6 separate regions of the Homo sapiens genome follow, and regions 1, 2, 3, 4 and 5 are each linked to region 6. The links are chromatin loops, found by intact Hi-C in ENCODE. Cell type or tissue: GM12878. All regions are shown on one strand. Region 1 has its middle 4.0 kb from the start of LINC02397. Region 2 overlaps LOC105369905 (a long non-coding RNA gene). Region 3 has its middle 63 kb from the start of LINC02404. Region 4 has its middle 18 kb from the start of CLLU1. Region 5 has its middle 97 kb from the start of LINC02404. Region 6 overlaps LINC01619 (long intergenic non-protein coding RNA 1619).

What was found. A loop is a pair of places that touch in the nucleus more often than their neighbours do. Peaks named below come from ENCODE experiments on the same cell type or tissue, not always from the same donor. Only the 100,000 strongest peaks of a DNase experiment are listed, where the experiment ranks them.
Region 1: a loop joins it to region 6, with 2.7 times the contacts of the local background. A loop is called at or near these places in 2 of 110 quality-filtered maps.
Region 2: a loop joins it to region 6, with 2.7 times the contacts of the local background. A loop is called at or near these places in 4 of 110 quality-filtered maps.
Region 3: it touches region 6 in a loop (2.9-fold over the local background); 7 of 110 quality-filtered maps call a loop at or near these places.
Region 4: a loop joins it to region 6, with 3 times the contacts of the local background. A loop is called at or near these places in 7 of 110 quality-filtered maps.
Region 5: a loop joins it to region 6, with 5 times the contacts of the local background. A loop is called at or near these places in 2 of 110 quality-filtered maps.

The regions. Positions count from the first base shown.
Region 1 is chr12:92,460,214-92,465,213 of GRCh38, reverse strand. No RefSeq gene overlaps it. Among named protein-coding and RNA genes, the nearest start is that of LINC02397, 4.0 kb to the left of the region's middle. In GM12878, no CTCF peak of the experiment used is centred here; a DNase peak (open chromatin) is centred at 2,993; H3K4me3 peaks cover 1,618 bases; H3K27ac peaks cover 4,577 bases.
Region 2 is chr12:92,568,096-92,573,095 of GRCh38, reverse strand. All of the region lies in intron 1 of LOC105369905 (a long non-coding RNA gene), which reads right to left. Among named protein-coding and RNA genes, the nearest start is that of LINC02397, 100 kb to the right of the region's middle. RefSeq lists an enhancer at 2,445-2,574. In GM12878, CTCF peaks have their summits at 2,535 (motif pointing right) and 2,807; a DNase peak (open chromatin) is centred at 2,625; H3K27ac peaks cover 2,318 bases.
Region 3 is chr12:91,809,969-91,814,968 of GRCh38, reverse strand. No RefSeq gene overlaps it. Among named protein-coding and RNA genes, the nearest start is that of LINC02404, 63 kb to the left of the region's middle. In GM12878, a CTCF peak has its summit at 3,068 (motif pointing left); a DNase peak (open chromatin) is centred at 3,098.
Region 4 is chr12:92,401,210-92,406,209 of GRCh38, reverse strand. No RefSeq gene overlaps it. Among named protein-coding and RNA genes, the nearest start is that of CLLU1, 18 kb to the left of the region's middle. RefSeq lists cis regulatory regions at 919-1,368, 1,999-2,532 and an enhancer at 1,961-2,210. In GM12878, no CTCF peak of the experiment used is centred here; a DNase peak (open chromatin) is centred at 2,229; H3K27ac peaks cover 3,567 bases.
Region 5 is chr12:91,775,984-91,780,983 of GRCh38, reverse strand. No RefSeq gene overlaps it. Among named protein-coding and RNA genes, the nearest start is that of LINC02404, 97 kb to the left of the region's middle. RefSeq lists an enhancer at 1,461-2,660. In GM12878, no CTCF peak of the experiment used is centred here; DNase peaks (open chromatin) are centred at 1,903, 2,253 and 2,733; H3K4me3 peaks cover 1,078 bases; H3K27ac peaks cover 1,128 bases.
Region 6 is chr12:92,032,106-92,037,105 of GRCh38, reverse strand. All of the region lies in intron 1 of LINC01619 (long intergenic non-protein coding RNA 1619), which reads left to right. Among named protein-coding and RNA genes, the nearest start is that of LINC01619, 110 kb to the left of the region's middle. RefSeq lists enhancers at 1,806-2,115, 1,839-2,133. In GM12878, no CTCF peak of the experiment used is centred here; a DNase peak (open chromatin) is centred at 1,965; H3K4me3 peaks cover 1,233 bases; H3K27ac peaks cover 2,553 bases.

The DNA.
Region 1 (5,000 bases), 430 kb before region 6:
CTTCTGCTCAGTCAACCAAGTTCTTGTGTTTTAGTTACCCTGACATCAACTTCAGGTGAAGGAAGAATGTTTACATATCAAAGTGGATAACATTTCATGCTGGTGGAAGGCGCTTCTTCCTCTGTTTTTCTGGCCGTGCAGGCTGCAGCCAGAACAAGGCTGGCCTCTGCCTGTTTTAAAGGAATTTGACTTATGGACTGGCTCCAACACAAAAATGCATATTCATCTTCCAGAACAGGTACAAAACATCCCCTGTTATTAATAACCTACAGCACCTCTCTTCTCATTTCATACATACCAGCAGAACTTGACTTTCACTCATATTATAGTTGATTTTTTTAACACAATAAAAAGTGGAGAATGACAGAATTTTACTCGAAGAATCTTTTTTGTATTTAGTTTTTTTTTTCATTTAGTGGTTATGAAAAGCAGAATTATGTCTTACTTATTGAAATCTTTTGAAATGCTTTTAGACTTTCCTCAAATCTTTTAAATCACAATAAAGGGAATCGATAGCCATCTTTCCAGGTGAAAGGAGTTGAACCAGCTAATGCATCACTCATTCTGATTAACCAATTCAAAGGCAGGCAGGCAGTTAAATATTTGCTGTAATTCATTCTTGAGTGGTTATATATGCTTCAGTGGCAGATTTGATTTAATAAATATCAATAACCATGGCAATGCTCAAGGAGGAAAAACAAAAGCAAACTATGAAATAATTTAGGTGTCTCTTTTATTAAAAGTACAGTGGAAAATTATCTCAAGATAACCATGGCACATGAATTAGACATGTCTCAGGAATATGTTTGTTTGTTCTCTCTGTGCCTTGGGATGATTTCAATTACTTAAATCTATAAATTATTTTATTACACATTACTCCAATTTAGTAGGTGTCTACAGTGTGGGAAGGTAGGACAATGTGGGTACAATTTAAATATCTTACTTGATTGCCTACAGCCTCATAGAGATTGCACTAACTAACCCATGAAATAATACAAGTGTCATTAAGTACAAAATTTGTGCTATAAAAATTCTTATGGGCTAAAATTACTGGGGCAGGGATCATAGAAAATTAGAGTTGAATTAGGTAGGAAATCATGGGTACAATTTGGATCTGTGTAGAGAAATGAAAGCTGGCAAACAGACAAGCAACGGCAGAGACACAAAGCAGCAATGAGCATGTCCCATATAGAGAGAGGACTGCAGGGACGGTGATGAGACCAGAGCGAAGGTGTATTCATAAGGCATGCCCATATCATGAAGAAACTTGAATCCCAGGAGGATAATCTGGGCCTTGTTCTGAGAGGCGCTGGAGAAGCATTGCTGGATGCTTTGAGATTATGCAGAAAAAAATCTGAGGGAGGCAGGACCAAAATGCCAAGAGTTACCAAGGAAGTTTATGATATGCCTGCAATAATGGTCCAAAAAGCAATGGTAGCAAAAGGAAAAAAGATCTAAAGAAAAATGTATAGAATGATGGTTGATTCTATCATATATTTATGAACAGATAAGAATTGGATGCCTCTAGATGTTTGTGGACACAAATATCTAGTACTGTCCCTGCCCTCATGGAGCATAGACCCTAGGAAATCAACCAGGACTGAATTTGAGACCTACGTGTGGATTTCTTAGCAAGGCGTCATGTCAAATGACTCTTGCAACAAGTGAGACAGAGTCCAGGACAATAAATTAAAACACTTTACAAGTGTCTACATTGCTTTTTTTAATCACTAGAAAGCCTAGCCAACCTATGGAAAAACAAACAAAGAATAAGATATGTTTACTGATCTTGCATCTCTATCAGCTTCAGCAGTGGCTAAAGGGTCACCTCTGAACTCCCAAAGCCCCTCCCCAAAATCTCAGCCATCTTTGACATCAAAACGGGTGGGAAAAACTCTCGATTAGTAGTCAGAAGCCTTCTGATTTGAGTCTTGACCCTACCACTTGTTTAGTCATATGCCCTTGGGAGTCATTTATATTCTTTGAGTCTCATTCACCTTCTTCATTTATGAGACTAATATCACCTGCCTGGCAAACTCAGAGGATTATTATAAAGATCTAAGGAGAAAATATCTATTAAGGCCACTAGGACATAATGATGTGGGTAGGAGAGTAAAGGAGAATGAAGAACTCTGCTTGGGTAACTCTTTGTCTTGACCTAATTATCAGAGTCTAATTTTTAAAAAAGATACGTAAGAATCAAGTCTTGATCTAAAAAAAGCCCCAATCTAAAGAGGCAGATCTTGACTAGTTAAGTACTAGTTAAATGTTTCTGCTGAAAAATGTCTTTTTTAGCTCCAAATGAAAATTTACATGAAACCTTAAATATATAAAACAGAAAAAGTGAGTCATTTTCATATAAAGGCTTTAAAACCGATTTATAACATTTACTTATTGTAAAGCCAATCAATGGGAATAATAAAGTTTTTCTGATTAACACAATATTAGAGATGAGAATCTTATGTCCACCTCAGCCTCCAATTTTAGATTGTTTTTACTTCAGCTGCACAGTGTCAAGACAATTCTGATTCACACAGCTAAGTGGTTACAATGGTAAGAATTATTTTTATCAGCTTACCTTGAATTCTCTGCAAAATTTTTAAATAAACAGGAAGAACAGGAAAAGCTTTGCTTCAATGTCTGTGTAAAAGTTAACTGACAACACAAGTTAACATATAGAATGAGAATATGTGTTCAATTTGGTATACATTGCATGAATATATGTTTCTTTTTATTAAGGTATTTTAAGTAGTGAAAAATATTTTTTAGCAGCATTTAAATCAAACATTTGTGGAACTTCTGAAAGAACTCTCTGGAACCTGAAGTGTCTGCAGAATTGTGGTCAAAGCTAGCCACATGCGTTGAGCAGAGAGCACTGTTCTAAGCGAGTGCTATTTGTGGTTTATTTCTTAATCCTCCTAGCCACTCCATGAGATAGGGGAAGATTCTGAGATACACAGAGGTCTAGTAATTTTCCATACAGCACACCATCAGTAAATAGCTGAGCAAGATTCAAACCTAGGTTGTTTTTGACTCTGTGGCATGTGTGCTTAAGGGCTGAACCTGACGGAAGAGAATGGGTTCATGGCCTGGCCACACAGATTAATAACCAGGCAGTTTCAATTTTCACATCTACTGAATACAGATCAGTTGTGAAGCTTATTTATGACACTGTCTGGAAACCTTGGAGTTTAGTGGGTGTTTAATAAATGTTAAAATGGCTGACTCCCCATCACAAATACATCTAGGTATCGTGCTCTTATCCTCTTTTTGCCATGTGAGGATACAAGAAAAAGACAATAGTCTATATCTGGGAAGAGGGACTCTCTGACTTAGGACTCCCTAGTTTCCAGAACTGTGAGAAACATATTTGTAAACCACCATGTCTATGGTACTTTGTTATAGCAGCCTGAACTAAGACACAATGCATATTCATTTACATGTTGTAGTGATCACCTAATTCAAAGGTTGTCGGACTATGGTCTGCAAGCCATGTCTGGCCTACAGTGTACTTTTGTAAATCAAGTTTTATTATAGCACACTGCAGTGGACTGAATGTTTGTGTTCTTCCCAAAATTCATATGTTGAAATTTTAGCACCCAGTGTGATCTTATTAGGTGGTAGAGCCTTTGGGAGGTGATTAGGGTATGAGGTTTTAGCCCTCATGAATGGGATTAATGTCCTCATGAAAGGGACTCCAGAGAGCTCTCTTGTCCTCTTCTTGCCATGTGAGGATACAAGAAGACAGCAGTCTGTAACTGAGAAGAGAGACACTCTGACCTAGGACTCCTCAGCTTCCAGAACAGTGAGAAATATGTTTGTAAGCCACCCAGTCTATGGTACTTTGTGACAGCAGCCTGAAGTAAGGCACCTGCTTATGCATATTCACCTATATATCGTCTGTGATTGCTTTCCCTCTAAGATGGCTTAGTTGTGTCATTGTGACAGCGAGTACATGTCTCACAAAGTCTGAAATATTCACTTTACAGGAAAAGTTTGTCAACCTTTGACCTAATATAATACTGCATTTTCTGTCTGTCAACTTCCCATAACACTGAACCATCTAAGGTAGCAATTCCGATATATGTTAAAGGAGAAGGCAAGGAACTTGTGTAAAATCAGAACTGGTTGGGTTGTTTTGGTCTCCCTGTCATATACTGACTGCTCAGGGTCAGCATACCTGACCAAAATCCATTTTGGTTTAGATTAAAAATATTTTAGCATGTTTTATACATCATAAAACATGGCTAAGTTTGTTGAGAGGAACTTAAAGAAAGGATGAATAAACTCAATCTACGGATGGCTCAGAAATGATTAATACTTTAACAATGGTTTCTAAAATTCAAGAATGAATTAAAAAAAAAGTTTGGGTTATTTTCTGTCTGAAGAAAAACCAAACAAAAGACATAGTATTAACTTGTATATTACCTAAAGTAATTACTTCCTTTGAGTTTTCATTGTAGTTTGTGGAATTCCTTTTCTGTAACTTAAAGAATAAGTAATTTGGGGGAAGTAAGGAAGTGTTACAAGTACTATATTTCATTCTACCAAGAGGACAGGGGCTTTTTGTCAATCCATTGAGAATTTCAGGCCTCATCTGCCATTCTGATGACATATTTGAAAAGCTATTAACAGTCAATTATTTGCTTCCCAAAGATATGGGAACATAGATTCTGGAACTCATTAGAAAGTGACCAGAATAGATTCTAAATTCGAAAAACTTCAGTTATCTTTCTCCTGCTTACAATCTTAGTGTGCTATTTCTGTAGGTAAAGTTTCTCCTATTTATAGAAGTATGTATGAGTTTAGAGTATAAGGATGTAATATTAAGTTGTAAGTATAAAAGGTAGCAACAGAAAATTTGATTAGGAATTTTTGTCATTCATCCATTCATTCATTCATTCAACAAAAAGATATTAAGCAATGATGTACCAGGCATGGAACTAGCCGCTGGTTATACATGACATCCAACACAGATGTGGTAGCAGCTCTGATAGAGC
Region 2 (5,000 bases), 540 kb before region 6:
ATAAAATTCTATGATTAAAACACTGGATTATAAGACCTCTTCCAGGCCTGATTTCCTGAATACAGAGTAGAGTCCAGATATTTGTGTCTAGTTATTAGTTGGGAGAATGCTCTTCTGAGGTCAAAAGCATGGAAATGGGACTATTATTTCAGATCTGTCAAACTCTCACCACTGGGACCAGATGGGATGTGGGCAAGTCAATGTGAGTAGACTATTAATATTAAAGGTAATGATAATAATAATAATTAGCATTTATTGAACAACTACTAGGTGTTAGTACTGTAAAAGTATTTAGGTATGTCCTCAGCACAAATCTGAGGTCCATTTTTTTTAGATGAGGAGACAAATTCTGGGAGGGTCAGCAACTTACTCAGACAGTAAGTAGGCTGTTTAAGATTCAAACCCAGACCTTCCCACCTTCATGCCCAAATCTAAGGGTTCCTGTGATATTAATCACAGACGAATAGCTCCAGCTATGACTATGAAGAGCTACTTTAAAGTTATTAACCATTCATTTAGCAATTATTTACCAATACCTCCTTTATTATAGGCAATGTGCTGCTGAACAACAGAGACATGGCCTCTGACCTCATGGTGGAGGAGAAAAAAATTCAAATTATACAAATAAACATATAATTACAAACTGTGCTATGTGCTATGATGAAAAGATGCAGAAAAGTGGGAGATCATATCACAAGGAGGCCTAACCTAATCTAGCGATCAGAAAAGACTTCCTGGAGGCAGTGGCAATTGAGTCAATATCAGAGGGATGAGTGTAGTTAACTAGGAGGAAGGCAGGGGGAATGAGAGAAGAAAATTACTGGAAGAATGATGAGCATGTACAAAGGCCCTGAGGCAGAAGGAAAGAACTTTGAGTCTGTGGTAGTTGGACACTGCTGGCCCATGGGATAAATTTAGTTTGTAAATATTTTTCTGTTTTGGCTCACAGACTCTTTTGTGAAGATTTGAGCCCCAAAGAGTAAATATTCTGATTTCAAGCTCCTCTTGAATCATCAAATGATGTGGCAACCCTGGTCCCTGTGGGCTTCATGGCTGCAATGACAAGTGCTAAGTATCTGGCCAGTTTTTTTGGTTGTTTGTTTTGGTTTTGCGACGGAGTCTCACTCTGTTGCCAGGCTGGAGTACAGTGGCGTGATCTCGGCTCACTGCAACCTCTGCCTCTCGGGTTCAAGCGATTCTCCTGCCTCAGCCTCTTGAGTAGCTGAGACTACAGGCATATGCCACCACGCCCAGCTAATTTTTTGTATTTTTAGTAGAGATGAGGTTTCACCGTGTTAGCCAAGATAGTCTTGATCTCCTGACCTCAAGTGATCCGCCCACCTCAGCCTCCCAAATTGCTGGGATTACAGACATGAGCTACCGCATCTGGCGGTATCTGGCCAGTTTAAGTGAGGCACACACTCTCCATTTCATCAGTCTTCCTACTCCTAATTTTCTCCCTAACATCAAAGCAAGGCTTCAGTTATCGTTTATCATCATATTTGCACTGTTGCTTTTCTTATAGTGGATAATTGTTTCTTGATATTGTTGTCTCCACCAAAAATTAAAGATAGACCAAGAGGATCACGTGCTTTTCCTCAAACTCAGTGTGTGCCGTTCATGTACTTTATGGCTTGGTGACTGTGGACATTTAAATTTCCCCTGCTCTTACTTTGGAGGAAACAGAATAAAGGCCCGTAGGGTGTCTCACTATGTAACTGTCTAAAATCTGTTGACTGTTTTCTCTGCTACCAACGCTTAGTGAGAATGGGAAGTGAACTCCACTCCCTGGGCAAGCAGGGAGAGCTGAATATCTAATTGATTTTTAGTCAAAGATATAAAAAAATCCTAGCTCCACTCTTCTAAAATGTAAGACTGCACTTGTTTTTAATTGCTACTCAATATATTAAGAATTTATACTATATTAAGCAAAACAGATCTCCAGATCCCCTGCCCTGGAGAACATATGCTACTCATTTTTTTCTTTGTTGGAGAAATTAATCTTGCCATCTCCAAACCCTTGTTTCTTACATATTAGCAAGACATTAAAAATTAATTTTGAATGTTTCCTAAACACTTAAAAACACGTCACGTAAGTGCAGGTATCTCTGGTATCATGAAGAGCCCTGGTCTGTGACCTAAGAAACAGTTTGCAGTTAGTTTTGCACAGTTAATATGTTACCCAAAGATAGAGTGTAAGTCATGCCACATATTCAGAGCACTAGAGGAACTCACTGGGGGAATTTGTGAATTATTTTGTAAAGTAAAGAACTTGAAGGTAATATGCAAAGTCGCTCAATATATTCTTTTTGTAAGAACGGAGTATTCTATTAGGAATTAATACAGTGTCTTTGCACTATATATGTGCTATGATGCCTAAAATATCCGTTTCCTTATATGTAACCAAAATTACTGATGGAGTTCTATTTATGTTTGCCTTATGCATCCTGGTCTACAGTTTTTCCCTTGCTTTCTTTTCTTCTTTCTGCCATGTGTCACTAAGCCCTGCTACACATCAAATCTTCAGCTTAAACTCAACCAGCAGAGGGTGCTGTTTGAGCACTTTAAATGGACTCCTCATCTTTTTGTTTTCCAAAGAGAACAATATGGGAATAATAGGCTGGGATGATATTCAATAGGCAAGATGCTGGCAAGAGAGTATGCATCAGTGATCAGGTTTCAGTATCGTTTTGCAGAAAAATCCCTTTGTTCTCTGCTGCACAAAAGGACATTCTTTGCAAAATGCACATACAGTTTCTGGTGATAAATGCATGTGTTTAAAGGTAGATGGTGATAAATGCATGTGTTTAAAGGTAAGATGAAGGGGGTGCTGGTGGTAGAGTGGAATCGGCTTCTAAATTTACTAAGTACTTGTATCCCTTTTAGGCTTGGTGTTCTGAATCAAGATATCAGCCCCACGTGTTCTCAGCTTGCTGGTAAATGATCATGAATAATTCCTGTAGTAGCAAATGACATAATAAAATAATCAGGCATTCCCTGCCCTTTGTAGATCAATGAGCACAGATGTCTCCAAATGGAAGGCGATACTGGAGAACACTCTACATCTTGTTGGGTTTGAACATTAGAGAATTAATGGCTGTTTATCAAAATAAAGTGAGCATCTCCCTGTCCTGAAATCATGTTCAGCATTAAATATATTGTAGAAGAATACTTTGTCGCTTAAGTTTTACATAAATTTGATCAACTGTGTCTAATAGTGGATTGCACATGTCTTAGTAACATTTGTATACTTGAGTTTTTATATTAACCATTTAAAAATTTTATCAAAAAGAGAAAATTCCATATAACAACAATAACAAAAGACAAAAGCACTCCAGCTGAAGAGTAATCATTCCTGTCCCACTCCTCTTATCCTCAATGTCTCTCCACACATGTAACTTTTAATTTTTATAGCATTTTTTGGTTAGTAACCTCTCTATCTCTGAATAATATGCTTACATTGATAACTCTTGAGTTATTAGTTTTATATATGATATTTGTTTTCCTACACTGACAGATGAGAATGTAACTTAAGTCACTCAATATCTCCCGTTAGTCATATTTCTATTTTAGACCTTTATTGGTTATGTAAGGAAAACATTTGTTCCTTTAACAGTAAGCAATTTATTGTGAGTCCTCATCTTTTCAGTCCTTTTCTTCCACTTCCATCTCCCAATAAAAAGGCATTCTTCCTTTTTCTTGAGCATCTAGTATTGCTGATGTGAAATTTAATGCCAGCTTGATCCTCATTCTTTGGCAGATAACCTGCTTTTCCTTTCTGCTTTTTTCTTGAAGTCATGATCCTAGATGGAAGTCTTCTTACAGCCACTGGCGAGCTCTTCTGATCTGAAATCTTGTATTTCAGCTATACAAACTCTCCTCTATCATTCACATTAACAATTTGCTTCCCTCCGTTTTTGCTGTTCCTACATGATGTTGAGATTAGTAAGATTTGCCTTCTGCTCTCTAATTGTAATTCCATCATCTTTGTCTGTAACTTTGTAAATCAATGAATAGTGTTTACACGGGGACTCAAAACAGTATTGTTTATCACAGTGTCAAGAAGTGTGCTGTTATATTTCCTGTCTTGTACAGCTTTTAATTTTTCTGAAGTTGCTAACTGGCTTTTTAAAAGTACTATTTGCCTTTATTACGTGCCCAACTTTTTTGTCCATTGCATCAGAGATTTGGTTAAAATTTTTCCAGAAACTTCCTTCTTCTGAAGCTACTTCAGGGAAGAGTGCTTCATCCTGTTACTCTTGTCTGTACTTGTTGTCTAGGCCTCCTATACAACTGTCTCTTCTTTGTTGGGCTGCTTTCCTCATTTGTGGAACTCCAGCCTTTTATTGAAAGACACACTCAACACAATTCCTAAGAAACTGTATGTGAGATGCAGCTTTTCTGATTCTTTGAATGTGTGAAAATCAGTACATGCAAATGTGATCTATGTTCACACCTGTATAGTAATTTAATTAGGTATAGAGAATATAGTTTAAAAATATGTTTTCCTCAGAATTTTAAAGGCATTATTCCTTTTTCCTGAGCATTTAGTATTGCTAATGTGAAATTTAATGCCAGCTTGATTCTCATTCTTTTGCAGATGATATGATCTGCTTTTCCTTTCTGCTTTTTCCTTTGAGCCGTGATCACGTGGTAGAAGTCATTTTACAGCCACTGGTGGGCTCTTCCCATCTGAAATCTTAAGGCTTTCAATTGAACAGAATCTCTTTTATCATTCAAATTAGCAATTTGCTTTCCTCCCGTTTTGTTACTTATTTTTCATAATTCCTACTAATTATCTGTTAGTCTTCCTGGTTTGATCTTTAACAGTAAAATAGTAACCAATATTATCTATTTTTTAAAAAATATTTTAAGTTCTAGGATACACGGGCAGAACGTGCAGGTTTGTTACATAGGTATACACATGCCATGGCGGTTGGCTGCACCCATCAACGTGTCCTCTACATTAGGTATTTCTCCTAATGCTATCCCTCCCCCAG
Region 3 (5,000 bases), 220 kb after region 6:
CACCGGAACAAATGTTTTCTAAAGTGTCCTTCTGGACTCACATCTGTAGACCAAAAGGATGACTGTTAATGTGAATTTTGATGTAATGTCTCCTATGGATAATCTACCCATGGATAGTCGAGACTGGGCTACAAATGAGCAAAGCGATCAGGGTTGCTGGCTTCAACAATTTCAGCAAACGACAAGTCATTAGGGCTTTTGAAATGTCACCCATTTTACTCTGTATATTTAATGAAATGCTAATGTAATTTTGCTAAACATGCGTACTTATCATTATACATGATGGATTAGAGATATGAGTTTTCAATAGTAGTAAACTGTTGTAGAAATAGTAATTAAGCACTACAATTATGGGAACACCTACTACCTTTTATATTAGAAAGTCATTTTTTTTCCCAGCTGGTGTCAGTTAAAGTACTAAGAGACTGCAAATATGAGGAAAAAGTTTGTGTTAAAAGTATGGTTTAAGAACATTTAACTCAAACTCTGCTTATATCATGCCAATATTGGTGGGCAATGCCCACTCTGTGGCACTGCGGGCACTGTGTAGAACTTTTGTATGTGATTCCCTCAAGTCTGTGAGATCACCTGGGATATGTGAGTAAATGTTAGACCAGAAGTCATTTGCTTTTGTAAAACAGTTATTTATAATAAAATATAATTTTAATAAAATATTTATTGTAAAATTTAGAGTATCATTTATTATAAAATATACAGGAAACTGCAAAAAAAGTGTGAGCTTAGTGAATTATTAAACATCTATATCTCTCTGATGAAGAGAGAGACTTTTGATTGTGAACCAAGCGATCCTTCAGGTATCCTATCTCAATCAAGGCACTCTTTTTCCTTCATAAAAGACATTATTATTTTGTACTTTAATCATTTTCTTTCATTTCTTTACAGTTTTATCACCCAAATGTGCACCTTTAAACATTAAAGATTAGTTTTGCCTGCTTTCATTTATTTATTTTAGAGTATGTGGGGGGCGGTTCTTGCTATGTTGCCCAAGCTGGTCTCCAACTCATGGCCTCAAGTGATCCTCCCACCTCAGCCTTCTGAGTCACTGGGATTACAAGCTTGAGCTACATGCCTGGCTCTGCTTTTGATTAATGTGTCATTTAAGTCTCTTTCATCTAAACATCCTTCCTCATCTTCATTTCTTTGCAAACTTTTTTGCAATTTGTTAGTTGTAGAACATAGGTCATTTGATCCACAGAACGTCCTGTAGTCTGGGTTTCTTGTAAATCGGTAGTTACATAGCTTGATAATGTTCCAGTTCTTTTTGGGGAGATGGGGAGAAATACAAAGGAAGTGATGTGTTCCTCCAACAAGGGGCATGTAATGGCCGGTCACCTCTGTTTTTGTGATGTGGATAGTTGTTAGAACTTCTATGCTCAGATCCATACATCTACTGGGGATGTTTTGGGCTTGATTTTCTATTTCAAGACCATTTGAAGTGCCTATATAAATCACTAATATATTGAAATTATATGTCCTTGTTATGTTATCATGTTGGTATGTTTAGATATGTTTATTTCTTTAACATTACCTAATGTAGGTTAGCCTTGCTATCTCCATCCCACTCTATAACTCTATGGAGACTCCATGTGATTTGAATGATACTGGGAGAAGACAACTTAAAAGTGCTGAAAATGGATCTTTAAATTGATTTCCCATGTTTAAAGATGACCATGAACATTCATAAATCTTCCCCCCAAAACAATCTCTTTCAACATATCAAATTCGGACAATGAATTTTGATCCAAATTGTTGGAGGAAAAAAATCAAGTTTCTTATTGTAGTGAGTACTACCTGGATTTGATTCAACAACTTTCCTGAGCACTTACTTTGTACAAGGGAGAGGCCAAAATTAACCACACTGGTATCTTTGAGTTTGGAATCTTCTCAGTTGAGAGCACTATATACCACAAAATATAAATCTGACGAAAACACATTTACCTTGAGCTATTTTTAACAGGATTTTCAGGGACTCAGGCCTAATTCAGTATCAGAAATGTTGGACTCTATACTTATTGAGAAAAAAAAAAAAGAAACCTTTCTTGCCTTCTGATCTCAAGTATGAAGGTATTGTATGGAACTAAGGCTCCTTCCAGATCTAAGATAATGTGACTCTAAGACAGGCTTCCTCAACCTTGGTACTACTGATAATTTGAGCAGGATAATTCTGTGTTTGGAGGTTGTGCTGCACATTGTTTAGCAGTACCCCTGGCCTCTACCCACTAGATGCCAACAGCACCCTCCTTCCAAGTTGTAGCAACCAAATATGTTGCCAAACATTGCCAGATATCCCCTGAGGCAGGATACTGTTTGACAGTCACTACTCGAAGTCCTTAAGGCACAGATGCACTTGGAGGAAAGAAGGAATCTGCCTGTAGTTTGCATGTAAAGCACTTATTTCAGCAGTGGTCCAACACGACAATATTCTACCTTGGGGGAAATAAGTGTAGCTATGTGTACATACATTCATTTCTATATAATTTTTAATGTCCCCAAATTCTTATAATGCAGTCATAAGGTGATATGTTAATGACAAGGATATGTTCCGAGAAATGTGTTGTTAGGTGATTTCATCATTGGGTGAACAACACAGATTGTACTTACACAAACCTACATGGTCTATCTACTACACACCTAGACTATATGGTATAGCTTATTGCTCCTAGGCCACAAACCTATGAATAAATAAATAGTTAAAATATATTTCTAAAAGCTAAGAACTTTAAAAAAACTATCCCCAGTACAATTTATCTAATAAAAATGAATAGTAATTTCTTAAAATTGTAGAATATCCAGTTACTGTTGAAAGAAAATGACGATTTGAATTCAGTTAGTGAATGAAAATGTATTGAATCTAAATTCGTGGGCTACACTATATTTTACCGGCAGAATGACATTAAGCAGCTATAGTGCTGTCATTTAAACAAAGATTCCAGTTTCTGGAAGACAATATTTTTTATATTCTAGTAATCCACACAATTGTTTTCTTGACAAAATAAGGGGGATCTCTTAGGCAGGAGTTTGTTCTGGTTTTTCATTCTCTTGGTGGCCCCCTGGTGGCCAGATGGATTTTACAAGCGGCTCTTAGCTGAGCGTGTAAAAAGTGTGTGTGTGTGTGTGTGTGTACTTTTGAAAGGAGGGGAAGAGATTTTGAGAGGGTATGATGGAGTGAATGCTAATGTACTTCTTTCTCAATAAACACAAATACTCTTAAATCCATTAGAAGCTGTTAGATTAACCATGATCTTGGCTGTAGCTCTGTAGCTAGCAAGAGATTTTGATTAAATGCAGCCTGGTACAGAAACCTGATGAACATGACTTGAGTCTTTGGTAAGCCAACTCTCTAGGTCAATTTGGATTTTAGTTTCCTATTTTAAAAAATAGGAAATCATAATAAGTGAGCTGTCAGTCCTTCAGCATCCTCCTGACTGTTAAACAATTTTATGAAATAGAAACTCTCTCATCAATTGCTCCCTAAGAAGGAAAATGTGACATAGATATTTCAGTTAAGGTATGCTCAACTTAAAATATTTGGAGACAAATGAACACATTTTATCTTTTGATAAAAAATTTTCATTACATTTTTTTCAAAATTTAAATTTGTAGCTATTTATTCATTTGAAAATATTTTACAGAAAGCCTACAATAGACAATCTATTCTACTACACATTGGAGTGCAGATGACAAGAGGAGCTAAGAATAGAAAAAAACATGTGTAATCTGTCTTAAAAGCACCCATAATTTGTAGATGACAAGCTTAGAGAAAAGTGGTCCACTTTGAAAAAAATTAAAGTTGACAAAATAAATGAATTATGAAGTAGTTATTTGGACCATAGCAGAAAAGTAACAGTCATGCTGCCATAGGGATAATGTGTCTAAAATAAATCAATTATATATGAGTGCACACACACATATTTGCAACCTGGGTTCTTTACTGATTTTGAGTACAAATTAACAGTGGGAGTTATATTGGCTGAGTTAGGTGCTTTGTGTTTATGATCTCATTTAATTGTTACAATAGTGCTATGAGAGAAGCATTGTTATTATTTTCATTTTTCACCCAAAGCCCAGGAAATTTGCTCAAAGGAAAACAGCCATTACGAGATAAAATTGGGGTTTGCCTTCTTAGCTTGGGCTCTCCCCTACTCAGCTGTATGGTTTTACTTTCTGCACATCTCCAAGTTGGACTGTTATGGTGCTCAGGTCAAGAACCACTGTCCTAGAGGCAAGTCGGATCACAGAAGCCTACAGTTTCACTTTCTTTAGTCCCAGGGTAGTGAAACAGCAAGGCACAAAAGAGTTTCTACTTTTTTAAGATTTTTTTTCAACTTTTAAGTTCAGGGGTACGTGTGCAGGATGTGCAGGTTTGTTACAAGGTAAACATGTGCCATGGTAGTTTGCTGCATAGATTATCCCATCACCAAGGTATTAAGCCCAGCATCCATTTGCTATTCTTCTGGATGCTCTCCATCCTCCCACCCACTACCCTCTGACAGGCCCCAGAGTGTGTTACCCTCCATGTGTCCATGTGTTTTCATCATTCAGCTCCCACTTACAAGTGAGAACATGCAGTATTTTATTTTTTGTTCCTGCTTTAGTTTGTTAAGGATAATGGCATCCAGCTCCAACTATGTCCCTGAAAACGACATGATCTTGTTCCTGTTTATGGCTGCATAGTGTTCCATGGTGTATACATACCACATTTTTTTAAATCCAGTCTATCATTTATGGGCATTTAGGTTGATTCCATGTCTTTGCTATTGTGAATAGTGCTGCAATGAATATCTGTGTGCATGTGTCTTTATAATAGATTTATATTCCTTTGGGTATATAACCAGTAATGGGATTGCTGGGTCAAATGGTATTTCTGCCCATATGTCTTGAGGAATAGTCACATTGTCTTCCACAATGGTTGAACTAATTTACACTCCCACCAACAGTGTCAAAGTGTTCCTTTCTCTCCACAACCTCGCTACCATCTG
Region 4 (5,000 bases), 370 kb before region 6:
CAGGGATTGTAAAGGTACCAATCGCGCCCTGTCAAAACAGACCACTTGGCTCTACCAATCAGCAGGATGTGGGTGGGGGCAGATAAGAGAATAAAAGCAGGCTGCGGGAGCCAGCAGTGGCAACCCGCTCTGGTCCCCTTCCACACTGTGGAAGCTTTGTTCTTTTGCTCTTTGCAATAAATCTTGCTGCTGCTCACTCTTTGGGTCCACACTGCCTTTATGAGCTGTAACACTCACCGCGAAGGTCTGCAGCTTCACTCTTGAAGCCAGCGAGACCACGAACCCACTGGGAGGAACGAACAACTCCAGACGCGCTGCCTTAAGAGCTGTAACACTCACCGCGAAGGTCCCCAGCTTCACTCCTGAGCTGGCGAGACCACGAACCCACCAGAAGGAAGATACTCCGAACACATCGGAACACCAGAAGGAACAAACTCCGGACACGCTGCCTTTAAGAACTGTAACACTCACCGTGAGGGTCCGCAGCTTCATTCTTGAAGTCAGTGAGACCAAGAACCCACCCATTCCGGACACACTAGGATCACATTAGCTTTTTCACTCACCACTTCACCCAGTTACTATATATCAATCTTACTTTCTACAAAAAGTTTTAAAATTTTATATAAATGTAATTGTTAAGCCAAATTTCTTGCATTGCTATAAGGTTTTATATTCCCAAGAGAAGGTTGTTATACTTATGCCTATACACTTTTAGTATATTCTATTTGATCTTGTATTTTCAATCTAAATGGAAGTTACTGCATTCTCAAAGCCCTCCTACTACTTAACCGTGGCTAATACAGTTTCCTAGAACACAAGGAGAGTGATCAAGACTCATTTGTTAGTGTAAATGTCTTTTCCCTGGCATTATAAATGACTAGTGTCAGGGAAAATTACTAAGCTGATATTTAGGAAATTTTTTTCTATTTTTGAAAAGTTATTAAAAACACACACACACACATACACCAGCACACATTCTTGGGATGAAGCCTAGCACAACTGTTTCAATGTGAATTCCTTTAGCCTTTTCTCCTTTTGGACAGGGAGTTTCACTGTGTGTGCTGACACATTGTGTGGGGTTGAGAAGGACAAGAAAGGAGACCAAAGATAAGGCAGAAGAAGCGGGTGGATACCACAGATAACACTTTAGGCAGGTTTAAAATTCTTATTGAAGAAAACTCACCTAGCAGTGGCTGAACTAGGTGACCCTGAAGGCTCCTTACAAACCTATGATTCTCATAATCTATCTCATAAATAAGCAGATTCCAGCCCCAGAAGCCTCAGTGTACCAACCTAGGAAACGGTAGCATTCTTTTTTTGAAATACTTGTTCTAAGTACTGTCTCTTCAGATCAAGAATGGTGTTCCTTCTTAATAGCTCCTCCATTATCACTACTCCCCCAATCACTATCTTTGTGACTATGAAAGCCTGACTCTGAAGGCTAATCCTTAACCTTCCTGGTCTTCTTTACTAAAGTCAGTCTTTGGTATGAGTCATTTGAGATGGATGCATGGGCCTTTTCTGTAGTAATAGCAACAACGATAGTAGCAATACTAATAGTTAATATTAATTGAGCACATACTACATGTGAGGAACATGCTGTGGCATAGGTACTATATTACTAACTACCACATGTTACTGAAGAGTAAGCTGAGGCACAGAAAATTACATAGTGCCAGGGGCAGTTAAATAGGCACTCCTAACTATAGAATGCAAATTACCATTCACACATGGGCATAGTTCCTGCCATTTACCACCCTCAGAGGCTGCAGACTTAGCTGCCAAACTGCCAAAGGTTTACACAGATGTAAATTTCAGGCTACATGAATCCCATAACTTTTTGTGCCTACTTTTCACTAATTCACCTGACTTTGACATCTCATGCTTCTATAAATGTCTTTTAACTCAGTGGTTAATAAGAAGCTAAAATGGTATTTTGGTATAATTACAAAGTAATCAGCATAAAGTTTTGGGCAACAATTGAATTAGTGGCTCCTCGAACAAAAGGACAGAACATGTTACATTTTAACATGGTGCGTAAAAAAAATGCTTACAGGATCAAGGCCATTAATCCCTTTAGTTCACTTGGACTGAGGGTGGGGAAATCCCAAGAAACAGCAATTCAATCACCTTCTTGAACAGCCCACATGCTCAGATGATTTCTGAGAAATGAACTTAACTTTTAGAGGTTTCATGATCAGCTGCTGGATGACATCCGGCACCAACTTAACCACTAATCTCAGATCTCATAGCAACACAGATCGCCTGGAACTCAAAATAGTCCTGCCTCAAGCTCTTTTCACTTCTTATCACTTCAGCAAGAGCATGTGAAGGAAAGGTGTCTATCAGCCAACAGCTGCTAATTTTCAGAGAAATGAATGGATGTGTGGCTGCTTCCATTTAATCAGTCACCATCTATCTCAGCAGTATTAATGCTTCCATTTGACCAGCCACCTCTATCTACACATACTTCTTTTTTATCTAAGAGTCTACTGGACTTTTTCAAATTCATCTGAACATGTGATATTTTCACAGGGCTCAACATTGAACAAAATCCTCTTTAATCCTAACCTTTCACCACTTTATTTTATTTCTCAACATTTCCCTTTCATAGAAACACATTGGAAGCTAATCCCCAAGACTTTGAGAGAAGTCACCCAAGAAAGTCTGACTTTGCTGGAAGATCTTTAAGCTGCTTCAAGCCTTGGATGTCATCTGATCACTGCTCTTGATTTCTTTATCCTTGGACTGCAGTTAGAGACTTGGCTGCTATAAAGTGAATTACTCTTGAATAAGGGCATAGTTTCCACTGTGATAACCTTGTTTCTATCCATGACAGCTAGGGAAACTGCAGCCTGAGAGTGCTTTGCTTGGTAGCAGGTGTAATGTAGTTTTGACTAAAATTCTGTTGAAGAAAACTCTCTCAGCTTGCCCCCAAACAATTTATGTCAGCAGAAGAAATAAATAAAGAAATAATAATAGAGTATATTGTTTGAATTTGTTGCAGTGGGGTATATTGTTTTATGACAAAAAAACAAGTATCAATTTTTAGTTGCACACTTCTAGGTCACCTAAATGGTTGGTTCTGGCACAAAATTTAATATAAGGAAATGTGAAAACTCCTCCCCTAACTTCTGCCAAGCCTCTCCTGTATGGTTAACTGCTGCTTTCATGTCCCCTGTCACTGAGAGGACTTTGGTAGTCATATTTCATCTCTGTAATTCCCATATGAACTTGCCTTAAGTTAAAAACAACCAAGGATACATTCTCCTTTGCTTTGTAGGAGGTGGTGCCCAGAGTTCATAAACTGAATTTAAATTATACCAAAAGAGATCTTCAAACTGTGAAGAAAGCCTAGCATATGACAGTTTGCTCATAAAGACCAAGTAAAGCTACTGTATTGCAGAGGAACCAACAGTTTAGTATAATCCAATTCAATTTGCAAGCAATCATTAATTATTTTCTGGGTTTATTATATCATTAATAGCTGTAAATAAGCCACGTATTTCAGTTGAAAGGAATCAATTCTACCTTTAAATCAAATTTGAAGAAGAGGAAGGGGAAAAAGAAGAAGAGGAAGAGAAGGAGGAAGAAGAAGAAAAACAAGAACATGAAGAAGAAGGAGGGGGAGAGGTGAGGAGAAGAAAAAGAGGTAGTGGAAAAATAAGGAGGAGAATAGAAGGGAGAGGGATAACAATGATACCACCTTTTAAGAAATCAAAAACTGGATCTGTTAGTCCTCCCTCCCTCTCAGGCACCCAATCTCAGGTGTTGCTAGACAGAGGACAGCAAGACCCTTCTAATTTCCCACCGCAGCAATACACCCAAGTGCCATCTCTTCCTGAAATGCTAGAAGGGAGCTAACATTCACTGGGCTCCTCTTACAATCATGTACATTCTTTGGTACTTTACATGACTTAGATATATAGTTCCATTAATTTCTCAAACAATAGTATAAGGTAGACAATGTTATTTCCATATTTATAGATTAAGTTCAAGAGGTTGAGAAATTTGCCTTAGGTAACACAGCTAACAAGAGAGGAGCTGGCATTTAAATCCGCATGTCTGGATTGCCAAACCTAGACTTGTTCCATCATCTCACATGCACTTCACCTTCTCTGCTCTGCCAGGAGATTGATCTGGTATCTCCTTTGCAATCTGGTAAGCCTGTCTGTCTGGCACAGCTTACCCAAAAAGGGTCTCCTAATACCAATCTTTGTTCCCATACATTGTTGGTGAGTCCCAGCCCAAGCAAGGGCAATTTGCTTTTGCAGGTTACTTTCCCAAAGTGGCTATGCATTTGTGTTTCTTACCACTGAACATAAGGCAGTCCATTGCTCAGGCATAAACCCCAACCCGAGACAACTGGGTACATTGATAGTTACCACACAGATGAAAAAACTTTGATGGAAAGGGCAAACACTGGGAAACACATGGAAAATTGGTTTCATGTGGTTTGATTACACTGACTTAAAATATCCCTTTTTCCTGATCAGATCAGAAATTGATATGTGTGTTGCTACTCTGAGCTATGAGTCTGAGTATTTTTTTTTTAATGATGTAGGGACTCTTCTTTTGAATATCTGTGGGCCCTTTAAATGAGATGGAAGAAAATCTTCCAATATTGTCACACTTGATATAATATTTTTCAAGGAGAGACTGTCAGGATGAGGATGTACCCTCACAACCCATATTAAGGAGAAAAGCAAAAGAAATTGGAGGAGAGAAGACTTAAATGTGCTGAGGGCTGATTCTGACTCTGTGCCAGGCGCTAGGTTTGCCACTTGGCTAACTTTATTTTCTTCATTCCTCTCAACAACCCTGTGAAGTATAAACATTCTACCTGCACACCACCACCACTACCACCACCATCACCATCACCACCGCCACCACCATCACCACCATTACCATGAAGACTGAAGGAGCAATACTCCATGTAGGGTCCAGTAGCTGTTGCGTGATGGAGCTGAGAATTGAAATCATATCTCCCTGGGCTGTTT
Region 5 (5,000 bases), 260 kb after region 6:
CTTTTTAAATGTTTTCTTTAAAAAAGATAATGCTCAAATACCATTCAAGGACTCTTCTATTCCAGCTCCCCTACCTTGGCTCCAAATGTACTCAGCCAAATGCATATATTTTGCTTTCATAGAAGAGTCTATAAACAACAAGATCACAAAATAGGCACGATATCTTTGGAGGCCTTCACACAAAGACTTACATAAGTAAAATATGACATAAATAATACTCAAGTATCAAGGCCTGAGCTTTTGGAGAGTAAAAAAATAATACCAGAAAAGTTCTTCAAGGGCATATAGTTGGTGGTTAGATACTAAATAAAACACTTGCAGATTTAACCCCAATAATTGATTATTCTTTAAGGGTTAAGGTCAGTGTTTTGCACACCAAATGACACTGTGGATTCATAAACTATCTGATATGTCAGCCACATTCTTGAAGACCAGAGGGTTTGTGTGTACAAGAACAGAATAGTGATCTAGTGGACAAAATTATCTTAAATACAAAACGTAATTTAGCCGGTTGTTTAAGATCAGTCAAAAACTCATTAAAAAAAAAAAAAACCCAAAACTTATGTGTTGTTTTTTTACTGTGAAGACTGCAACAACCAGAGCCAACACTCAGTTTAATGTTGTACATTTCCCTACCTCAGCCCAGAGTTTTAATAAATGGTTAAAATAAGCATTGAGGTATTACAAAAGTAATATATTGTATTTAATAAAATCAAACAAAATAGAAGAAAAAACTAAAAATCTCTCCTCATCTCCTTTTCAAGTCTCAGATTTTAAAATCTTACTTCTTGATATATATGCTTCCAGAGTTTTGATAAGTATATGTAAATAAACACCTGCAAGCAATCACTAACCCATATTTTTATTTACATATTATAAATACATATTGATCTCTTGTAGACTTCAAGTATCATAAAAATAAAAAAGGTCAGTATTTGTTTACTTTTATTCCTAGTAGCAAACACAGTGCCTGACATTGTTGATGCTTAATTGATTATCTGATGAACAAATTACTCTTAAGTTAATACATCTTAGACAGTTTCCCAAGTGAGCTTTATTATTTTTAATCTTACTAGAGTTTTCCATAATATAAACATGCCATAATATTTTAAAATATCTTGTTCACCAGGATAAATATTTGTGTAGGATTAATCCCTGGAAACAGGATATTTAGCTCAAAGTCATGAATGTTTTAAATGCTGATAGACACTAGTGAAATGGTTATTCACCTATTTGGAGAATCACAGAACCATTGGACAAAGATGAAAATTAATGTCCCCTCTCCTAGTAAATTACACCAGTGTCCTACATGATTTCAGAGTGTAATAATATAGGCATGATTCCTAGGTAAAGAATCCCTGCTTTAGAGTGTCAACCTCAGTAATCTGAGGTTCACTTCACTATAAATGGTCTCAGCTTCTAATTGCAACACGGTTTGCCAGCTTTCCTTCAGAAAACAGATGTTCTCTGAGAGGAAAATTATGAGATATTGAGATATTACATCTAATTTGCCTCATGAAAATGTTAAGCTCAGTTTACCCATTTTCAAAGGCAAATGCTTCTGTGTCAGTATAGCCGTAAAAACTCTCACTCTGCCACATCGAAATCCCACATTAAGCAATGATTTTCTTATTTTCTGCTTTAGAGTTTCTCTAACTGCTCTAGTCACAGTGATGTTACCAAAATTTTTAAGAAAAAGGAGAATGCGACGTGTTTGTTTCAATTTTTATTGCAGCAGGTTGAATTAAGTAAGAACTTCCGTTTTGCCCAGCCCAAATGTGAGAGCTGCACTGAGTCATGAAAGAGAGCTCTAAGTGAAGACAGTGACTAATAGTTAGGAGAATGCTTGGTCAGCAGAAAGGCAGACCTTGATCTTCCAGTGACCAATGGCAAACTCATATCAGCACATCAGCAGGGCAATGGGTCAAAGCCATTACTGTTTTATCATTCTTGAGTCAAAACAAGAAACTGTGACGTGCCTGGTCATCAGAGCTAGTCACTTTCTTCCACATACACACCCAGATACTCCGTTTCTTTAAGTTTATTTTTCTTAAAGGAACAAAGAAAAATTAATTTAATTAGTCCCCCTGCCCATTTTCAGAGAAAACAAAGCCTCTTCTAAAGAGATGAAACTTTCAGCTGCTTTCAGGAGGAAGCATGCTTTTATTTAAGGGACTGTAACTGATTTATAAGAGAATAAAGCACTCTTCGTTTACTCAGCTAGAAATTATATAGGCCTTTCCTCATTTCACTTCCAAAAGAGGAACATTTGGATATTGCAGAGAACCGACTTTGACATCTTTAGAGAGTGGAATCACTTGGCTGGGCTCATTTCCTGGATCCTGTGTTTTCATAGCACAGTTTCAAAGACAGTGTAAAGCCAACACACACTTAAAATTCTTGGTTTCTATCAAAACAAATCTGCCATTTCCTGCTTTACTTTTTCAGTGAGGTTCATTACAGTGCTAAATTTGAACCTCATTAAAAAATAACATCTACACCTGTCCTTAGATTATTCCTAAAAAGTAACATTCTCCTATTTTATAGTAAATGCTACTGTATGCAAACTTGAAATCTATACTTAATATCATTGAGTAAAAATGTGACCAGACTTAGGTTTTAAACTATGAAACATATGTGTATAAGTTCTTCCCCTTTTGCCCTTTGAGAAATCAAATTGAAATTCAACTGAGGAGGAAATAGGCTAATGCAAATAAGAAATTGTCATCTGGGCTTTTGCTACTCAAAAGGTGTTTTTTGAAACAATAACATCAGCATTAAGTGGGAACTGATTATAAATGCAGTATGTAGGGCTGCACCCCAGTTCTCCCTATTCACAAAGTACATTTTAAAATATTCCCGTGTGATTTGCATATACATTATTCCCCCTGTCCTTAGAAGGTATGTTTCAAGACCTCCAGCGGATGCCTGAAACCTTGAATAGTACCAAATTCTATATATACTACTTTTTTCCTACCTATCTACGATAAAATTGAATTTATAAATTAGGCACAGTGAGAGATCAACAGCATTAACTAGTAATAAAATTGATCTATTGTAATAAAAGTAAAATAAGAGTTACTTGAACATAAGCACTGAGATACTTCAACAGTCAATCTGATCACCAAGACAGTGACTAGTGACTAATAGGCATGTGGTGAGTACAAGATGGATACCTGGACAAGGGATGATTCATGTCCTGAGCAAGTTGGAGTGGGGACGTTGGGAGATTTTATCAGCTCCTTAGAATGGCACGCAATTTAAAACATACGACTTGTTTACTCCTGGATTTTCCATTTAATATTTTTGGACCGTGATTAATTACAGGTAACTGAAGTCTTGGAAAGTAAAATCAAGGCTACTGGATAAGGGGAACTACTGGACATTACTTTGAGAAACCCTGGTGTAGGTCATCGCTGTGAAGCTATGCAGAGACCCTAAATGTTTCATTCTTTAAAATACACCATTGTGTGATGAAGGCCAAATATTATAGGTATTTACAGTCCTCAAGGTTATAGAACTCGGCTGGGCATGGTGACTCACACCTGTAATCCCAGCACTTTGGGAGGCAGAGGTGGGAGGATTGTTTGAACCCAGGAGTTCAAGACCAATCTGGGCAACATGATGAAACCCTATCTCTACAAAAAATACAAAAATTAGCTGGGCATGGTGGCTCCCACAAGCAGTCCCAGCTACTAGAGGGCTGAGGTGGGAGGATCACCTGAGCCCAGGAGTTTGGGACCAGCCTACACAGCAGAGTGAGACCCCTCCATCTCTACAAAAAAAAAAAAAAAAAATTAGCCAGGCATGGCAGCACATGACTGTAGTCCCAGCTACTTGGGAGGCTGAGATGGGAGGATTGCTTGAGCCCAGGAGTTTGAGGCTGCAGTGAGCCAAGATCACGCCACTGCACTCCACCCTGGGGAAAAGAGTAAGACCCTGTCTCAAAAAAAAAAAAAAAAAAGGCTGCAGAACTTCAAGTTTATTCCCTGAGCAGGACATGTATGAAAGACTGTGTTCTTGAGGAAATTTAATTGAAAAAAGATAGTCAAACACACAACCAAGTTCTTCATAGCTATTTGAAGACCTGTGTGCAGAAAACATCACTGCTGAACGACCAAAGGAAAACAGAGCATGATTCAACTAAAACAAGCAGTTTTAGGTAAAAACAAAATCAAGAGCTCAAAACAATGAAAAAGATAGGCTTGCTTTGTTTTAGTTTACTGTATTTAAACTGCTAATTTATCATTAATTAAAATGTCTTCAATAATTTTTATGAATTCAGCCCAAAAATACTATTTTGTGCTGTTTTTTTTCAAAATAGAATCTTTGCAAAACAATACTAAAACTTTATTTCTATATTCAATAAATATTACTCAATACTAGGCACTGTTTTAGGTATTTGAAATACATCAGTGAATAAAAATCTGTATTCTTGTGGAACTTACATGTTTGTGAGGAGAACACAGAAAATAAATACCAAAAGGAAAAGTAAATTGCATATTAGACTGGAAGCGATAAGAGCCAGAGAGCAGGGTTGGTTGCAATTTTAAGATCAGTTTGGAGGGAAATTTGAAGGAAACTAGAAAAGCAGGAAAAGGCAGGGAAGGCTTGATTCTTTTGGCCAGAGGATAATGGATGTCAGTCTCTTCTATGTATTTATTGTTTTTTGACATTAAGGAAGAGCAAGCAGGGGAGGGTAATGCCCTTCTTCTAACTTGTAATGTGGTTGATGATCCACTGCTTTAGCAATAGTGGGGAACCTTGCTCTATGATTAGTGTTTCTAGTGACCCAAGCATTCAGCTACATGTGAACTCAGATTTTATTTTTCTGTGGCATCTGAATCCACATTAAGTACATTCTTATTTTAAATGTATAATAATAACCTCTAGAAACTAAATTCATTACAATAACTTTATTATGTGCTTATTATGTATAAAACTTTATTATTTTTTTCTAATCCTAGAAGGAGGTATTATCATCGTTACTTTAGGGATAA
Region 6 (5,000 bases):
TATGTTCCAGATACTTACATATTTTTGGAATAGAATCTAACCAATATAATCAAAACTTATTATCATTCACAGGCAACAATCATTCTTTTATTCATTCAATAAACATTGAGTGTCTGTGATGGCCTGGGCACTGTGATAGGTCAACATTAGCATTTGTGACAGGAGAATTTTGGAAATGCAGTGCCCCATTCATTGGAGTGACTTTATGGTGGAAGCCACGGGCACATTGGCAAGCCGGCTTTTTGGCCCCTCTCAAGTCCGTTAACTCAATGGCCATTAACTCTGCTTATTTCAGTGGCTGGTCTCGCTGGCACCACTGCTAAAAAAAGTGACAGAATTTAATTCCATTATAAAAAAAAAAAGAAGACTTCATCTGGGGTTAGATGAATTTTTTCAGATATAGAGGATGCCATTTTTCTGACTGGGAATGTAAAATGTATGTAATAGAACTTAAGTGACCTGTAATTCAGCTTCACAAGAGAAGTTTACATTGGTTTCCGTGATGGGACTGGGACAATGTCTTTGTAGTTGTTAGTATTTTGGTCAGTATTTTTAAATAACTGGGTTTTTCTTTTCTCTGTTTCTTGCCGGTTAGCAAACCTATTTCTTTGGCCAGGCCTTGCCACTGCTGCACTGTTTCATTTTTTCTAACAGAACCTTGTCCTTATAGGTCAGGCAGGGTGACCATCATCTGCAAGCACTTTGTCCTCTCTGACTTCAAAACAACCAATTTATGATGACACGGACAAGTCAGGAGACTCAGAGCTAAAACGAACAGGATTTTGTAGATCTAATGAAGACTCTGTCAGGCCTCATTTTGATCTGGTTAATGAGGATCTGATTGAATTTGCCATCGTGAGGTCTTCTGGGCCAGTAAACGATTTCCCTTATTTTTCTGCACAGAAACAAGGATGAGGGCGAGTTGTCAGTGTAAGCATTTGTATGTCATAAGTTGTCAGACATCATGCATTTGGTGGATGATTTGCTAGGTCATCTCAGAGAGATCATTTAATCTTCTTGTGTTTTAGTTGTTTACATCTGTGAAAGCATAATTACACATATGGGGCTTCCAAGGAAAGTTTTATTAGTGAAAATATGTAAGGTGTATTAATTTGAGGGGCTTTTGCAAAAGAGCTTTGCATCACTTTTTGCTAGACAAAGTGTCATCTTGAGGCGGTATAGAAATTCGATGGCAAGATAGTCTGAGAAAAAGTGCTTGCCAAGGAAATATCAGATCTGAAGGAAGGGAGGGGTCATTCCTGGTATTCCATGCATTTGGAGGTGACTTCTGACAGGGCTTGTTGGTACAGTATTTTCTCTGAGAGAAAAACTGAAATCATAAGAACACCATTTGGGAGCCCAAATTCAATGTATCCACAATTAAAAAAGACAAATTCTTATATGCTCAGCTTCAGATTATGAATTACCAATAACATCTTGATGGTTTTGTTCTTTTGCTTTGAGGGGACTTTGGTGCTGAAAACACTCAAAACTCTGCTTTTCACAGGCAGCACGTAAACAACAGCAAACCTGGAAGATGTTAGTCCTTCAAGATGTGCAGGTTAGCACACTCTGGTTTCATTGTACTCTCTTATGATCCAGTAGCCTCAGATCCCCCAGACCAGGTATACTTTTATAAATACATACAGAACCAATCAATATTTATTTTTGGGTCACTAAAACTATTCTAGCAAATTCCTTAATAAGGTCTCTAGATGAAAATACATCTGAAACCAAAGAATAGTTTTGCTTTCACAACTTCCAGTTCCGATATTTTAAAACACTGATTTAAACCTTTTCATATGTAACAAGTGAGACTCGGGGGGGAACCCTGTATTTCACCTTGCTGCTTACCCACTCTCTTTCTCCTCCTTCCTCCACCCCCTTGAAACTGCAAGCATGAATTCTGTTGCTTTCATCTGTGTGAATTTCCCGTTGGCAGTGCCCCAACTCTCGGAATCATTCTGTTTCCCCCAAGGGAATCAGCAGATGTTCCTTGTGTGATTGATGTACCGTGTGCTGTTCGGCTTTGCCTGGGCTTGTCCACGTGTCCTCCAAAAATGTAAACAGAGGCGCTGCAACTGTGCCTCAAAGTGGCAGGCAGGGCGGCAAGTCGGTAACAAAACCAAACAAATGCAGGAAATGTTGCTCCTTCCTGCAGTATGTGCAGGAGGGTGGCTCTCTCATGATACAGTTCTAGCTGTAGTATCTGAACAAGGTGGGTTCTATGGTGTAAAAAGTCACTTGTTAAGTGCTGTGACAATTTGTCAATCTGTGTTACTTCACACTGAAAAAATTCCCAGCAATGTCATTTCTGCCAGTATCACGGGAAATAGTTATGTAGTTAAAGTTTTAAAAGCTAAGTTCACTGCATATTGTTTATAATAGTTCAAAAGTGGGATGGAATTAAATGTGTAACAAGAATTTGGTTAAAAAAATCATGATATGTGTCTGTTTATATCTCTTCCAGATATATCTATTTTTACCATTTAAAATGAGGGTGTAAAACAGTGGCCTTAAAAATTTTTGATTGTGGGCACCCTTGGGGAGCTCAATAAAAGCTGTGAACCATCTCCCTAGAAAAATCTCCATATGCTCAACATTTTCATGTAATATAAAGAGATTTAAACAGGAACCTGTCTATCACTCAAAGGTTAAGAACTCCTAGTATTAAGAATTTAGTAGAAATAATATTTAATAATTTAGATATATGGAGTAGTGGAACAAGCAAGTTATAAAAGTATGATTCAGCCAGGTGCAATGGTTCATACCTGTAATCCCAGCACTTTGGTTGGCCAAGGCGAGAGGATCACTTGAGCCCAGGAGTTTGATAACAGCCTGGGCAGACTCTGTCTCTACTAAAAAAAAAGAACTAGGTGTGGTGGCAGCATGCACCTGTAGTCCCACATACTCTGGAGGCTGAAGTGGGAGGATTGCTTGAGCCCAGAAGTTCAAGGCTGCAGGAAGCCACTGCACTCCAGTCTGAGAAACAGAGCCAGCCCCGTGCCTCAAAAAAAATAAATAAATAAAAATAAAAAAAAGACTATGATCACATTTTTGTAAAAATAACCCCACCATATATAGTTAAAAAAAAGGGGTGGGGGCTTTGAAAAGCTGAACATTTAGATGCTAATGATGGCTTCTCTGGGGATGATAAGTTTTCTCTGCAAGTCTTCTTTTCTCTTTCCCTTCCTCCCTCCCTCCTTTCTTCTTCTCTTTCTTCATTCATGTCTCCCTCTCTCCCTTCTTCTCCTTGTTTTCCCTTATTTGTATCTTCTAACTTTTCTACAATTAAACAAAAACTACCTTTATGAAAAGAAATATGTCATGTAAGTTTGTTTTAATTAAACAAAAATGCTGTAATCAGCTTTGGCAAGTATGTTAGAACATCTGGGGACATTTCCAGCACCCCTCTTCATTCACCGCATGGTGAAACACTAGGAAGAAGTCACATTAGAATGAAGGGACACTATTTCTGAGTGAGACATGGTTAGGGCCATATAAAAAGAAAGCAGTTAGATAGATATATTTTCAACATAAAATACAGATAAAACATATTTAAAAGAGTCAAAATGAATCAAAATAAATACGTGCCCAAACCATATGTGGTGACCAAAAAGGGCCAGCTACATGTAAACTTTAGCTTGACATCAAGAACATTTCTATTCTTGGAACGTCCTTTGGTGATACCTATGGCAAGTCAACATCTTAAGGGGTTATGAATCCAATATTCCTATTTCTTTCACCTTAGAAGGGAGAAGTTGTTCCATCTTTGCAGACCTTGTTCTCTCAGTTTGAAGGTGAAGTTTGCATTTCATCTGTTTCTTGGCAACTATCTTTAAGAAAACAAAAGTTAAGTTTTGGACTGCAAGTATATCTGCTTGGCATTCATGCTCTCTTTCTTGAGTAACAGGCCCCCCTTATCTTCTTCGGGTCACTCCCTTCTCCCTTTTTCAATTCTGTGGGTTTAGTGTGGCTGGCATCACCCTCCAGCTCCAGGTTGAGCACACGACTCAAGCTTGGTCAGTTTGAGTTCTCCCTCTCTCTCTTCCTCTCTATCTCTCTGCCACAGTGATTGGTCAGAGATGGAAGGGCATATGATCCAATAAATGAGGTATAGAGAGCGAGCTTTTGATAGGGCCAAGGTTTCTCAGGTGGGAAAATATAAGTGTAGAATTGTTCTGAAAAAAGGCTGCAGAAGAATGAAGGCAAAACAGCAAAACAAAGGCACAAGATGGAAGAAGGTGGGGAAAAAGATTCGGGTGAGCATCAAGACCTGGGGCTTCATTTCAGTGCCCAGGTCCATATGTGCCTGAATCTAACTTGCCGTTGAAGTTTTCAATCATGTGGGGCAACAATTTTCCTTTTATGTTTAGGTCAGTTTGACTGAGATCGGTTTTACTTACAATCAATTGAGTCCTGATTAATATACTGATTTAGTAATAATAATAATACTTACTGAGTATGTCTTAAGTGACAAAACTTGTATACAACCTTTATATGCATTCTCTTATTTAATTATCACAATAGTTCTTTTTAAGAAAGGAAACAGGTTCAGAAAGGTTAATTCACTTTCATAAGATCCCTTGATGAGTAGAAGTAGACCCAGATGAAAACCAGATATGTCTGATTCTAAAATTCTATGCTCAACCAGCTATCAACTAAGCAGTGATACTTGATAGAAGTTAGGCCTGACAGCTCCTGGATTGCACATCTTAAGCCTTCATTTTTAACTGCAGTTTACAAAGGGACTCACTGAGGATGAGAAATGAGTATTTACTAAGCATGGCTATTTTTAGGCATTAAACTTACTTCATTTCCTTGTTAGTGCCTCCTTTCATTATTATTATTTTTTGCTTTCCGAGACTAGACAATGTTTAACAGAAGAATCCCAACCAGCTTCTGTGCCTTCATTCAGTTTGGTGGAAACCAATTTACCTGATGCAAACTAATTTAATCTATAACTGCTTGGGGGCTCACTTCAGCTGTAAACAAGTAGA